Regions from separate parts of the Homo sapiens genome. Here region 1 is linked to region 2. A link is a loop called in an ENCODE intact Hi-C map of the cell type or tissue named here. Cell type or tissue: IMR-90. All regions are shown on one strand.

Region 1 (8,000 bases), 330 kb before region 2:
GGGGGGGAGAGAGGGATCGGGTGGGACTCCTTAATGTGCTTGATGTTTCCCTTTGGGATGATGAAAACGTTCTGGAAATAGATAGTGGTGATGGTCTTATAACATGTGAATGTACTTAATGCCACTGAATTGTATACTTTAAAGTGGTTAAAATGGTAAATTTTATGAAATGGGTATTTTACCACGATTTTTTAAAATATCACTGCTGGCAGGTCCATGTCCCAGTTAAGTTGTTAAAATAGAGTGAAAACTGTGCTTTGTTGACCTGGGTTTGGGGCTCCTAGTTGGAACATAAGCGATTCCAAGGAATCTTTACTACATTTTCCTTCAGTATAGAGAGCAATATCATCTAATACTCTCAGAACCCACGGCCCCCTTTTCTATCTACACCCCTTTTCAATCTTCATCAGCCACAGATGAAGCAGGAGGGCAGACATTCTTACCTGAGATTCAGGGAGGTTGGACCACTTGTCCAAGGTCATGTGACCAGTAAGGGCAAAGCTCAGATTGGAATCCTGTCATTTTGTGCTGAGCTTCTGGGCTAATTCTTGGTACTAACAGTGTGTTGTGAGCTGTCCTGGAAACTCAGAACTGCAAGTGCCACTATTCCTATGAGAAAATGTGTTCCAAATCCCAAGTGTCTTATGAAGGATCTTTGTAATTCAAGCCTTCCGTGGGTTGGGGACTGTGTGTTCAGAGCTGGGAGAGGAAGTAGACACATGATACATTTGCCTTCATTCACGTAACCAGATCTCCCCTTTCCGCAGGTTATTGCTGAGGCTGCAGTGCAGTAGCTCAATTACAGCTCACTGCAGCCTTGACCTCCCAGGCTCAAGCAATCCTCCCACCTTAGCCTCCCCCAACCAAGCAGCTGGGACCACATCTCTATAAAAAATACAAAAATTACCTGGGTGCGCACCACCACACCCAGCTAATTTTTGTATTTTTTGTACAGATGGGGTTTTGCCACATTGTTCAGGCTGGTCTCAAACTCCTGAGCTCAAGCCATCCACCCACCTCATCCTCCCAAAGTGCTGGGATTACAGGCAAGAGCCACCTCACCCGGCTAGTTTCACACGTTTTCTGAACCCAAAATGTTCCAAGGGCACTCAGTGCCCAACCACGCAGAGATTTCACATGACATTTCCCTAAAGCCACCTGCATTTGAGGACTCTTGAAGGGAATATGTTGTTTGAATATTCCGTTTTTGCAACCACCCCATTGAGCCCCTGGGACTTGATAATCCTTCTGTCCTCTATGCATTTTCTATCCTGGGCCTCATCCATCCCATGGTGGAGTTGCAGACTGGAATGGATTACTGAGCACCTTGGCCATTGAATTTGAAGCTGTTGCTTTGGCCTTGCCTTGGGCTGCTTATTTTTAAATGACTGTTCACTCCAGTTTGACAGGAAGAACATATTAGAAAGCAGAGGGCAGAGCAGATGGTCAGCATTATGTAGCAGGAGAACTATGCAGACCAACCCTATGGCCCACTAAGAGGAAGGGGAGGATGACAGAAGCAGACATAATCAGCATTTCAGAGACAGTCACCTCCTCCTTTCCCACCCTAGCCAATAACAAGGTGCCTGTTCCTTCCATAAGGAATTTCTAAGGAAGGAGGGCTTCATTTCTTAGATTGGTTCACTGGTATTCTTTTCTTTTTTCCTCCCCAGCACAGGGTAGAGTGATAGAAAACTCACAGGGCTCAAAGTCAGAACTCTATGATTCTCTTCCCAACTCCCATATGGCCTGGAGAGTTGGATTAGTTCTTCATGGATTCAACGAATCACAGTAAATACTTTTGTAAAAAGGTAGGGTGTAAATAAACAAATATGCAAATAAAAAATTAAATAATGTCAAATTCCCCTTTTTAGCAAGATTATATTTGTAATCTTTATTCAGATGATGGTAACATTAATTTATTCATGAAATATTTGTTGAGCATTTACTGTAAGCAAAGCATTGTTTTGGGAGCTTCGAGATATTCAAAACTGAATCCTTCTTCCTACCCTCATGGAGATTGACATTTGTCATTTACGTAAATAACTGTGAACAAGTTGGAAAGTGATATGCCGTAAGAAAGACGGCAATGAAGTGCTTGAGATTCCAGAGGCAAAGAAAAGAAAAAGTTGAAATGAAAAGTGCTGTATAAATAGAACAGAGATCACGCTGTGTTAAGCTAACACAGGAAAAGAGTCCCTGATATAAATGACAATTTTGTCTACAAAGGACTGATTCTAAGAAGGGAAACTCAACCACAGTTTCAAAGTGTTCCTTTTGTACCACACTGGTTCCATTTGTATTTGTATGTAGGAAATAGCTCCCTGGGCTGGGCAAAAGAAATTTTGAACTGTTACTAGTCCCATGGATCATTATTATCTTAACCTGATTCTGTATCTCTTGCTACCTTTGGCTAGTTCAGGCTGTGTTTTCTGACTGTGCATGTAATAAACCAAGTCTCCAACTGACCACATTCCAAAATGTATAAATTAAGTGACCTTGGGCAGGTCAGCTTTAGTTTCCTTGTAATAAAAAATTGAGGATGTTGGACTGCCTGATCTAGCTCTAAATTTCTATAAAACACCCATGGAAATCAATGCCAGCAAACTCGAGATTTGACCTAAATACATATCACATACTTCTTTAATAGCTAATCATGCATTTTTGGTTAGCAATAACCAAAATCCTAAGAGATCTCTTAAGGATGTTTACATTAAAGCATATCATTTAAGAATTTTCCTGTGACTGTGGTTTTGCGTGCACGCATGTGTGTGCACGCGCGCGCACACACACACACACACACACACACACATCAGGCCAGCTTTGGCTGGACAGAGTCCAAATCCCACATGATATAATTTATCTGAGTTTAGGCTCTTTCACTCAACTCTGATATTGAAAAAAATTAATAATAAAGCTTTTTGCCTCTTGACCAGAAGGCCTGTGTTTTTCAGAGCAATATTGGAAATGAAAAATCACAGGATGTCAGCCACCTTGTTTCTCAGTTGGGATGATATCACCAGTAAACTTTTATGTGAAGCAATCAGCAAACATCTCCTGTTTCCCTCTAGCGGAAGTCTGGGATTCAGGATGGTGTTTCAGCTGCTGTGTTAGGACACATTCCAGAGTAGAATGCAGGTCAAATGCTGTGCAAGGTTTTATAGTTTCAATTCAAACCCAAACCTATATATAGTAACATCTTAAAAAAAAAAAGTAGGTAGGAATGTATTCATATGGAATTTTTTTTAACTTCAGAAATTTTGAAAAAATTAAAAAATATTTGTCTCTGTGGAGAGAGTTTAGTTATGATTATTAACTGGTTTCTATCTCCAGCACATGTAGCTGTCAATCAGTCCTCTTTATTATTAGAATTCTCCTGGAGCAGTAAAGGGACTTGTTAACTCCATTGTATGTGATTATAAGGCACTGTTCTAAGTATCCATAGTTGTTTAAATATGAACCCCCGGACACTACCATGATCCACAAGTGGTCCAGGTCCTACAAATGGTGCCGAGTGTTCAGAGGGATGAGTCGGCTGCCAGGCATGATGGAGGGAGAGACATGCGTGTCTATCTTGAAGTCTTTGACCAGGCAGTTTCTATTTTAATTAGATAAGGCAAACTAAAAATCTTTATCCAAAAACTCAATCAAGCTAACATCAGGAAGAAACTGACAGAGCAGCCCCTGGTTGGGGAGGCTCTGCCATTCTGTGGTCTCATCAAAGAAGCAAGACTTTGATTTGGGGGCCTCCAGCACTTTAGCCTCAAAGGAGAGCCCTCTCCCCACCCCTGACCCCAGCACTTACCTGAGCAAAGGCTAAAGAGCAGGAGGAGAGGCCAGGGCTCCATGGGCTACCGGAGCTTGTGTGGACCAGGGCAGAGTGGTGGCCTGTGCTTCTCACTGGCACTCTGGCTGGGTGCTTGTCTGCTGGAGGGTTTGGAAAGCGAGTCGGCTCACTAGAGCTATTGTTTTACACCACCTGTTTGTGGGAGCGACAGCTGGGCTGCCCTCAGCCCTGGAGCCCAGGGAGTTACTGGGACTGTACACCATTACAGATATGCCTCACTTTACACAATTGCTTACCCTTGACAAGCTGAGTATGAACTGCATTATATTTTAAATGCACCAGTAGTCAGATCTTAATGAAAAAAAAATGTATAGGAAGGAAGGAATTATTTTAAATGGTGAGCAAACTGCCTCTCTTTTGTGTAAACCAGAACCTCATCTCTGTGGGTTGACTTGATTAGGGTCATTTGGTCTGAGTAGATAGTCAGCTGTTTGTCCTAAACCACAAAAATCCACATTCTGCAAACATGGCTTCAGTTTCATTTCCTCTGCTTCAGTGTTAGGCTGAGGGTGCCGGGGGCTTTTCTGACTGCCTGGATTTCAGAAAAGTGTAGCTGGTGTTGAGTCTGCTGCTGGGAAGCCCCCACGTTGATTGGGTTTGGTTTTTAACAAAGACAGCTTCTTCCATAAAACTGGCTTTACTGGCCCCCAGAGTGGCTGTTCCAACCCCTGCCTCTGTATCAGGCAATACCTATCCCACACGAACCATTAGCTGGAGCAAATTGCCCACGTCCTATGCACTGTGATTCAAGCGAAGAGTAATTATTGGGAAAAAGTGTCCCACCGCATCAGCAGTCGTTCCGGGTTCCTGCCTCCTTCCATCCGTCCCTCTGCCTACTCTCACTCAGGGAAGCAAAGAGCAGAGTGGTTCAGCTTTTCAATTATCTTGCTTGAAAAACATCCTAAAAACCAGCAGTTAGTAATTTCTCAGTCTGAGAAGTATTGTTACCCTAGCTGTGCTTCTTTGCAGGGTGTGAGGTGAGTTCCCAGAAGGAGACAGTTACTTAAAGGTACCCTGCCTGTTCCTTCCAGGCCTCCTTCCCACATGGAACTAGGTGAGAAAGGTCCTCTCACCTCAAGCCCACAACAACATCCTGACAGATCCTCTCATTCCAGTGGATCCAAACAAATCATTAGAGAAGGGGCTTGGAGGGTAGAGGAGAGAGCTGCAAGCTCATACTATTTATATTTTTTGTTTAAACTGTGGGAGATCAGTTAACTGTTTGCTAAAAAAAAATTTGGTTCTCTCCCTTCCATGGAATAGCCCCGTGGCAGAAATACAACCCCCACCCTCTGACCAGCCCCTTCCATCTAAATGGAGCCATGGGACTGACCTCTGGCCAGTGGCATGAGTGGAAAAATGTTCTCAGACTCACAAACCTACCAGAGCTCAGCCCCGCCCTTCTAGTCTTCTGACCGGCTAGAATGGACATGGTCCCAAAGTTAACCTTAGAAACCATGTTCTGAAGGTGGTGTTGCTTTTGACATTCTGAATCCTTGAATGACTGCATGGAGGGGGACCCCCTATCCACCTGCTCACCACCCAGCACTATTTCAATGAAAACAAAACATGCATCGTGCTGAGCCATCAAAATCCTTGGGTTTATTTGTACAGCAGCTAGTGTTCCGTAATTAATAAAATATGTAATCCTTTGCACTAGTATCCTGAGGTTAAAAATAAATTCTAAAATATGTAGCACTGCAGCAGAAGGCAAGAAAATTGATACTGGAGGCTGAAAATATGAAGACCCATGTTATATGGTATCAAATCATTTCATAAACTGTTGTCCTCAATTACTTGGTGAACAATGTGTCTACTGAGCCTGTAGCTCCCAGAATAGAGGCTGGTAAACCCAAAGTTAGTGCACCATGGCTCTTTCTGGCTTTGTTTAGCAAGTCAGTACAAGGAAGAGCTGAGCTCAGGCAAAAATGTGCTGGTTCAAGAGCAGAAATGAAAAGAAATAGAATGAGTCCAGAAATGTGGAGTCTTCTGTTTTGAACTTCAAAAGAGTAAGTGAAAACATGGAATAAAGGCTTTGAGCAACCAAAGCCCGTTAAGACTTCTCTTTAAACAGGCAGTTTCATCACCACAGCAAAGATCACTTTAAGGGTGCTTTCTTCACAGCCAAATCTATTTTTTTTTTCAGATGGCTTCAAGATGGCTGCTATTAAGTTGAAGGAGAGAGGTATAGTGGTTAGGATGCAAAGAAATTAATCAGATTAAAGAATTGTGACCATGTGTGTATATAGGCACATGGGAATGATGGAAACAAATATTGCAGAAGCTTACTCAGTATTTGAAGGAATTATATTGCCAAAGAGTTCATTAACCCAGGCTACAAAAGTTTTGGTTGTTCAAGGCTTAAAGCAGTCCTTGAGTTCCCAAACACACACGGCCAGAAAGCAGGCTCCAAGATCTGCACAGTCTTCCAAAAAGGGTGCTTTCTCCATCCCCTCCTTCAATTGTGGCCGTGAGGGAAAGTGGGCAAGGAAGAACCTCCCCGGGGCATAGCCAGGAACCTCAAACAGCAACGGACAAGGGAGTTCCACCCACAGAGCAGAATCGGGTCGAATCGAGGAATCTGTTGAGACCTTCTCTGTGCCTACCCTGGCTTTCTGCTTACTGCCAATGCCTGCAACCCTGTAACCGAGGGATTTTTTTTTCTTTTTTTTTGGCCATGGGAACACATGAAACAAGCCTGAGATGCTAAAGTGTTACTGCCTCCAGAAACAGGCCTCAACCAATGTTGGAGGATAAATATCCCCGCCCCATCTCCCCTTGGACTGGGTAACCCCCAAGCGTGCCCTACACTCTATGTCTGTGGGAGTGAGTTCCTGTTGCCCATGATGGAAATGGCTCAATAACCCTCCCTTTATTGGCTTCCTCTCCTTCTCTGTCTCTTCTCCCCAATCTGCCACCTCTCAAGTCAACTCAATACAGGGTCAGGGGGACCTCAACTCAAGACAGAATTTCTCCCACTGCCTGGCATGGGGTCTTCACAGTGATATCATTGGAGGCTTTCCCCCTTTATTGCCACAGTTTAAACAAACTGTGATCTCCCACAATTTAAACAAAAAAATCTCTTCTAAAGGTGAACAGTTGAAACCATAGACTAAAAAAAATTACTAAAACTACTATTAATATTATCCTCAGGAGTAAACTGTTTTTTTCATTTAAAAGTTTATTATTCAAGTAATTTGAATTTATTTTAGAGAAATTAGAGAACAGATGAATGAAAAGACCTGCTATCCTTCTACCCAGAATATTTATTTTGATGTTTTAGTTTGTGTCTGTTCAGACCCTGTTTCCATGCATTCCATTCATTCATTCACTAAAAATTTTTTCACTGGGTTTTGCTATGTGCCAAGCAGTGTTCTAGGCATTTGGAATACATCAATAAACACAGCAGACAAAGATTCCTGGTTCTCAGGAAAAATGCATTCTAATTGGAGGAGATGGATGATTAAAAAAATATATATTTTTTACAATTTATTTTTATATATATTACATATGTTATATATTACATAAATAAGATATATATCCTTTTAACAATTTATTTTTATATCATATGTTATATAATATATGGTTATATATTATATATATACATATATGTTTGACTGTATATGTTTACATATATGTTTACATGTATTATATGTTTACATATATTATATATAAACATATATTATATATACATATACATATATTATAAATAAAATATATATAAATGTATATATAAATATATTTATATATTTATATATGAAATACATATATTATATATAAACATACATAATATATAAACATTATATATTATATATAATATACAAACATATACAATAAATTATATATGTAAACATATACAATAAATTATATATGTAAACATATACAATAAATTATACATGTAAACATATATAATATATAAATTGTAAAAAGATGTATATTTTTTATTTATATAAAATATATATTTTTATATATTTTTTCTTATATGTTATATAAATAAGATATATATAATTTATATAAGTAAATTGTTATAACTAATAAGTAAATTGTTTAATGTGTCATCAGGTAAAAATTGCTATAGGAAAAAGAAAAAGCAGAGCAGGATAAAAGGGGACCAGGACAGCTGGAAGGGGATTGCAATTTTAAACACAGCAGG
Region 2 (8,000 bases):
TTAAATGCCAATTTTCTTAAAATTTGTTTCTCTAAAGTTATGGAGTGAAAATATATATATTCTTTGGTATATTCAGCTTTTCTTCAGTTTGTGAAATTTAGGGTCAGTCTTTTTCTAAGGGTCAAGTTCTTATATTTATTAATACTCATTTTTCTGGTAGGGAGAATCCCACAGGAGCCTTAATTTTCATTTTAATTGTTCCCTCTGCTCCCCAATGAATCAGCTTGGTTATCTCAGATTAGTAAGAGAAAGAAATCTTCAGTCACTAGTAATATTGTCTAGTGTATAAGACTATAAAACAATAGGTATCTTCAAGTCTTTCACAAACCCCAAAACTGTGCCACAGAACAAATGAATATGGGTGTCAAAAAATGAACTCTTGGCCGGGCGTGGTGGCTCATGCCTGTAATCCCAGCACTCTGGGAGGCCAAGGCGGGTGGATCACTTGAGGTCAGGAGTTCGAGACCAGCCTGGCCAACATGGTGAAAACCAGTCTCTATTAAAATACAAAAAAATTAGCTGAGCGTGGTGGTGCATGCCTATAATCCTAGATAATTGGGAGGCTGAGGCACGAGAATCACTTGAACCCGGGAGGCAGAGGTTGCAGTGAGTCAAGATAACACCACTGCACGCCAGCCTGGGCAATACAGCGAGACTCAGTCTCAAAAAATACGAAAAAAAAAAAAAAAAAAAAAAAAAAGAAAGAAGAAAATGAGCTCTTGGAAATGGTGCAGAGAAAAGAACACTTTATGGCTACAGGCACACAATCCAAAGGAGAAGCCTGAAAACAATCTTTTACCTATAATTTATTATATTTAAAAATGGTATGCACAAATAAAATTTGTTTTCTCCTAATCTATGTAATACAAGTCTTATATAAAGCTCAAGATAAATTCTGCAGGTAAATTACCAAACTATTTTTCACTCTAACAAATTCCAAAAAATAAAGTTATCATTTCTTTGTCCAAATAACTAGCATTACAAAGAGAGTTATTTCATGTATAAAGTATTTCACGCCTGGGCAACATAGCAAAACCTCATCTCTACAAATAATTTAAAAAATTAGCCAAGTGCGGTGGCATGTGCTTGTGGTCCTAGTTACTCAAGAGGCTGAGGTGGGAGAGGATTGCTTGAGCCTGGGAAGTCGAGGCTGCAGTGAGCCATGATCGCACCACTGTACTCCGCATGGGCAACAGAGGAAGATCCCGTCTCAAAAAAGAAATATTTTAATTGTAATAAAGATTAAGCATTTAAATTAGAGCGTTTATTTTACTTACATAATTGCAACTTAATGTTTTAGAAAAATATTTCTATGGCTGGCTTCAAGATTTGCAATCTTGAAATTTTTTTCTTCATCCTCCTATTTTTCTTTTTCTTTTTTTTTTTGAGATGGAGTCTCGCTCTGTGGCCCAGGCTGGAGTGCAATGACGTGATCTTGGCTCACTACAACTTCCGCCTCCTGGGTTCCAAGTGATTCTCCTACTCAGCCTCCCGAGTAGCTCGGATTACAGGTGCCCACCACCACACCCAGCTTAATTTTTGTATTTTTAGTAGAGACGGGGTTTCACCAGGTTGTGGTCTCGAACTCCTGACCTCAGGTGATCCACCCGCCTCAGGCTCCCAAAGTGCTGGGATTATAGGCGTGAGCCACAACCTCCTATTTTTCTTATTGAGAATGGCAGGTTTTTTCTTTTACTCATCTGGCTGAATAAGAGAGAACAGTTTATTTTTGTTTTTAATTGATTTAACTCATTATAGCAAAGACTAATCATAAGTACTAGCAGAATAACAGAAGCTTAATTTCTGCTACTCAGAGTTACATTTGTATATTTTTATGCCTATCAAGGATTGGAGGCTTCTTAGAAGTGTATACTGCTCCTTCTCTCCCCATGTCTATTAATTCATTCTATTTCATTCAGAAAATCCTTATAGGAACTATTCTAGAAACTAAGTATAGCAGTGAACAAACAGATAAAGTCCTACCCTCATGGGGCTTCCATCCAATACAATAACATATAAGGATATAAATAAAAATTAGATCCAGGGAAACTATAGTTAGTGCAAGAAAGTAAGGACAATAAATTATATTCATTTTTTAGAAATAACCCTTTAAAAATGTAAAAAATCATACTTAACTTGCAGACCACACAAAAACACCCATGGGTTGCATATGGCCTGTGAATCATTGTTAAACCCTGAGGTATAACATTAACACATATACACAATCACTCAGCCCCTCATTTTCCCTTTTGGTCCCTAAGTAAAGTTGGTTAGTGGATGACAACCACAACTACATTTCATTATATATTAAGTTTTTAAAAGACAAGATACAGTTATGTAAATACCTATGCTTAGGTGGCAATCTAAAACTTATTTATATGTGTTTCTTTGATTGAAAACTTTTGCTTTTTAATGCCAATGCTAATATTCTTCAAGTAAAGATAAAAGGTCTAAATAGAATTCTGAAACATTTAACAGGAGTACAATAATCCTTTACTAGAAAGAATTAGAAAAGCACTGCAGGCATATAACAATATCAATCATCTCATAGGCAGTCACAAACTAGAGATAAGTGAAAGGGGTCTCTAGTATAAATAGCTGCCATAAAGCATATTTGCTCCTTTGGTGATGTTTCACAAGTTTTAATTCAGGAATCATTTGATTTATGTTAGTAATGTAATACCTACATATGTGTGTATATGTGTGAATATTTATCTACCTATTTCTCTAAAAGACTTCTGATTACCTACAAGTGAGATAAGGTTACTTATACAAATAAATAACAAAGAGTAATGTTTTACAATGAGTGAGCAAATATTAAAAGCAGAAACAAGAATTATTTGTTCTGCTAGTAACGGAAACAGAAAAAACATCTGCCTCTTTGGGACATACACACTTTAATGGTTGTAGATGGCAACACAATACTGAAATATGATATGCATTGTAATCATAAACATATGGCATTTTAGGAAAAAGGAAAATCAATAATTTTTTAAGAAGAGATCCAAAAAGATTCTTTAGAAATCTTAGTTTTGCTACTTGAAAAAGAACGTAAGATTTAGTTACATACATTTCTGAAGAACACAGCATCTCTTAACAAAGAAGTTGTTATTGTCTATAAAATTTACAGAACTTAACCTATTAAATTTTCCTATAACATCAATACTTTGGTTACATAGGAGAACAGTTCAAATCAAACCTGTTTATGCCACAGCAAGAAAAAATATCTAGTGTTAATAGTTACAGTTTATGTCAAATTTGTAGTTTTGGACAATAAGAAAACAAGATACAATTTCATTCTTCTCACTATAAGGTTCTAATATTATTTTTCTGGTTATATAACTATTTTCCAAAGTCATAACTCTATAAACTTCTTCAATCAGGAAATAGAGAGTAAAGGAAATTTCTCAAAGCAGTATTCAGTTTCACTGTCCTAAAATCAACAGAAAAAGATGTTTTCTTTAAAAAGAATTGTGACCAACATATATGGACACCCACAGAAATATTTGCAGGTGTCCTGAACAGAAACACTGCTCTATTATGTTTATTTTTGTATCAATACTTGTATACTGAGCTACCTTTTCCTGAGGCTTTTGATACATCTTTGGAATAACAACATGACCAGAGTAATATTTTTTAAATAAGCCGTAAGTTACACTGTACTTTTCTGTTTAAAGATGACAGAGTGCTGAATAATAAAAACAACACACATACCGGAGTTTCTGTAGTGGATGTGGCTGGCTGTTGTAATGACTGCGGTCGAGATTCCTCTGACTGAGTCCTAACCAATCCGCTACCATGACCTTTGACAGTATCACCATTGGTAACTGGAGGATGTTGCTGGGTCAAAGCAGCTTTTAATCTCTGCAATGCAAACACCATTAAAAATTTTTTTTAAGTCCTTAAAGATCATCATGAATATCAACAAGACAAACAATAGCACCTTGGGTAGTTTCCCTGAGTCCTTTTGCCTAGTACTACTAGAGGATTCTGTATTTTGCTGTTCCTAGTGAATTTTGAGAAAATAATAATAAAGGCCTTAAAAATGTAACATCATGTCATTGTCCAAGTAAGCACTGGCACCAAACCTGCAAACAGAGATCAAATGGGCCCAAACTGAGCCTCCTCCAAGAACCTACAGCTGGGTTTGTCTCTCTTAGGTTTTCCCTGTCCCCAGTAAGCAGATCTAGTTCTCTTTTGCTGTTGCAGGTTTGCCAGTTAATTATTGGATTGTACTGGACTCACATTCAGAGCATGACAGACCTAGTATTAGAATGAGGCCCTAGATATTTATGTCTACCACTTTATCAAGCAACAATTTGAATGAAGCTTATTATGCTATCAATAAAAATTTGTCATATGCAACTATTTTATCTCCCAACCAGTTAGTAAGCTCTCTAAGAGCAGAGATTATCTTATACTTTTGGGTATTCCTTTTAGCAACTGATATAATGATTTGCTACATAGGTACAAAACAAACATATCTGTTAACTGATAGAAATTGGTTTCTTTAGTGAAAATGGTCATATGTGATCTTTAAGGTGGTTTTGTTATGATCTGTAAATATGAAATAATTTGCACAGATAATCAGACCACAGTATCTCAGCAATGAAAGGGACTTCAGGGATCCAACAGACCTGAGACTATTATTGCTGATACTGTTCTTAATAACTGAGATGTAGTTCTTGGGCCCCAAATACATATTATTACAGGAATTGGAGTCAGAGTTATGTATATTACACTTTCCTAAGATTCTTATAGAGGTGCATCTTTGAGGGGATGGAGGCTAATAAGAGAGTGAGAGCGAGTGCAACTGAGAGACAAAAGAGAGATAGAGATGTGAGAACCATGTTGCAGCCTACCCAGTGCTTCCCAAACTTCTTAGAAATACATAACTGTCTGGGGTGTTAAGTGTTAAGAACACATATTCTTGGCAATCTTTTCCTTTCTTCCTTCCCTGAGTACAGCAGAAAGGGGTGAGTGAGAGAAGAGCTTTTAAAAAAGACCCCCAAATAATACCAGTACAAGTATTTCCATTCACTTCAACTAAGAACAATTCAGAAATTTTTATAACTATTTCAAAACTTGTAATTTCTTCCTTTTCATCTAGGCCTATCTTCTTACTGTCTATCATATGTGATCCAGATCCCATAAAAACTGAAGCATATATGAAAAGATCACCGGAATTTCAACTGAGGCAGTAATTATGCGTGAACAAATGTTAGTGGACATTTTCTCTCTCTTGTGAATCACCGTATATTCTGGGTGTGATTTTTAAAATAAAGTCAATTTGTAAAAAGAAAAGTTTTTTCTTGAGATATAAGTTACACATAGCAAGTTAACTCTGTTTAGTGTACAATCCTATTAAATTTCTTTTTTTTTTTTTTTTTTTCAAGAGGGAGTCTCGCCTGTCGCCCAGGCTGGAGGGCAGTGGCATGATCTTAGCTCACTGCAACCTTCACCTTCACGGTTCAAGCAATTCTCCTGCCTTAGCCTCCTGAGGAGCTGGGATTACAGGTGCATGCCACCACGACCGGCTCATTTTTGTATTTTTAATAGAGACAGGGTTTTGCCATGTTGGCCAGGCTGGTCTTGAACTCCTGACCTCAAGTGATCCACCCTCCTCGGCTCCTAAAGTTCTGGGATTACAGGTGTGAGCCATCGTGCCTGGCCTCTATTGAATTTTAACAAACAAATACACTCATGCAACCTACCCTACAATCAGGATACACAGCAGTTTTACCACAATAAAATCCTCATGCCCTTTCCTGTCATACTCTCCTTCTACTCCCTGGCCCTGGAAACGACTGATCTGTTTTCTGATCCCAAGAGTTTTGTCTCTTCCAGAAGATCACATACTTGGAAACATACATTGTATAGCCTTTTGAATCTGGCTTCTTTCTCTTAGCACAATGCAGTTGAGATTCACCTGTGTTGTTGTATTATCTGTAGTTTTTTAATGAGTTTTTAATTGTATAGTATCCCCATTTTACACTTTAGGAAACCAGATATCATTTGCTCAAGGATGCAGAGCTGTTAAGCTAGTTCAAATCCTGGATATAAACCCAGATCTCTTTAATTTCAAGTGCAAAATATTTCCACAGCACCATGCTGCATACTTTATCCTTGGTGCTACCAGAAAACACAGGGAAAACTCAAGACAGAGAGTCTGAAACTTTGTGGCTTAATGATTCAAAAAACAATCATAAGGATTTAGAGTGCCAAACCTGTTACTGCAACTGCTAAGCCAGGATCTGGCATGTTTTCTCCCTCTTTTCTGACAGACTACTTCTTTATGAATTATAAAAAGTACCACTTATGTAATATCCTAGTGCTTTCACTGATTAGAACATGCAATGTACTATGGTCTTATAAAGCTGAGAATACACTTTAGGTTCAGAACCTAACTCTACCTCAAACTATCTGTGACTTTGAACAAATCATTGATCTTTGAGTCTCAATTTCTTTACCTATAAAACTGGGAATAATAACTTCCTTGCAGAGTTGAATTGAAAAATAAATATAACATGTAAAACTATCTGACTCGTAAAAGAATTTTTCAGATGTCAGTTTCCTTATTTCTTTTAAGAATACTACTGAGGCCTCTATTTTCTTAGCACGGAGGTCCAAAGAATCAGGATAGTTCCTATGTTTCTGAATTTTCAAAATATCCCTAAGGGTCATCTTAAGCATTGGTTTGATCCCAGACATATTTTATATATGAGATGTAAAAAGTAAAGTAGAGGTTCCTCTTCAAAGACTCTCCTCCCCATCTAATTAGGAATAAATAGTAACTTCTCTTAGAAGCAAAATTTATTCAAAGACCTGTGCTAACATTCAAATATCTGCTAGCCGTAATAAAGAAATCAATGTACTTTATGTTCTTAGCTCCCACAATTTACCTACATATTTGCCCTGGCATGCGTATACTGGTCCAAGTAAGCATTAGGTCATAGCCTGTTCCTCTTCCTTATTTGAAGGTGTTTTTACCTTTCTTAGCATTCCACAAGTTACTTCCTCCTTCCTTTGTTCTCCTCTGCCTTTGCCTCTTTTAAAACTTCTAAGTTGCTAGCCAATCAGGACAAATACAGAATGTGAGGTCCCATTCCAGCCAATGGAAACTGGACACAGCAGTAGGGTGGATGCGTCAGGTTATAAATGACCCTGTCTCCTTTGTTCAGTGTACTCTCATGGGAAAACTGCTGGCGAGTGTACCCTTTCTGCAGAAAGTAAAAAAATTGGCCTTGCTGAGGAAATTAAATTTATGTTCAAGTGCTATTTCTTTACAGCACCGGGGAACAAGTAAGCATTCCTAACAGAGACATGCTCAAGACCATAAGAAAAACTGAATTTTTTAGAATCAAGATAAGATTCCTAGTTCCTTTTCTAAACAATCAGAAACAACTATATTAGTAGCTAAAACATAGGAAATTAGGACCCTAATTGATGGGATAATGTGGAAGTGGATGGATTAAAACTGAAATTAAATGCGGGACTAAAGTAGTAGCTGGCTAGAACCAGATAGGAATACTTAGAAAAACGATCAAGAAGTATTTAAAGTAGAAAGACCTGAGTTGGAAAAGTGTGGGTCAGAACAAAGGGAGAGAGTCTTGGGAGGTCGCCAGTCTGCATATTTATATATTTTATAAATAGAATGTTAGACATCAAAATACAATGACTAGTACCCAGTCTATAGTGATAAATTGGGGCTTTCATTTCTAGTTTTAAAATGTGCACAAATATAACTAGAAGTAGAAATGTGAGGCTTAGTAAATTATGTGTTTGGAAAAGATTTTTAAGTCCTTAGGTAGAAATTATCATAGAATTGAAGAGCATTTAAAGTTTTACAGTGAAGAGCTTAACTCTCAGAATTAATGAAATACAGTAACTGCACATAGGGGAGCCTGAAGTACATAAACATCACTCTCTTGAATAATCTTTAGTAGGGCAAGTTACTACCTTATAAAGCACTTAAAAGCAGCATCAGTATTCATTCATTA

What was found. Hi-C counts contacts between places; a loop is a spot of excess contacts. Peaks named below come from ENCODE experiments on the same cell type or tissue, not always from the same donor. Only the 100,000 strongest peaks of a DNase experiment are listed, where the experiment ranks them.
Region 1: a loop joins it to region 2, with 4 times the contacts of the local background. A loop is called at or near these places in 3 of 110 quality-filtered maps.

Annotation. Positions count from the first base shown.
Region 1 is chr2:174,760,547-174,768,546 of GRCh38, forward strand. It overlaps CHRNA1 (cholinergic receptor nicotinic alpha 1 subunit), which reads right to left and starts at 3,926. Exons shown (of 9, transcript NM_000079.4): 1 at 3,806-3,926. The coding sequence starts at 3,848. RefSeq lists a silencer at 1,335-1,629 and an enhancer at 3,927-4,426. In IMR-90, a CTCF peak has its summit at 3,076 (motif pointing left); DNase peaks (open chromatin) are centred at 1,475, 2,745, 3,045 and 4,275; H3K27ac peaks cover 2,411 bases.
Region 2 is chr2:175,093,730-175,101,729 of GRCh38, forward strand. It overlaps ATF2 (activating transcription factor 2), which reads right to left. Exons shown (of 14, transcript NM_001880.4): 11 at 3,715-3,864. Among named protein-coding and RNA genes, the nearest start is that of MIR933, 70 kb to the right of the region's middle. In IMR-90, no CTCF peak of the experiment used is centred here; a DNase peak (open chromatin) is centred at 3,762; H3K27ac peaks cover 202 bases.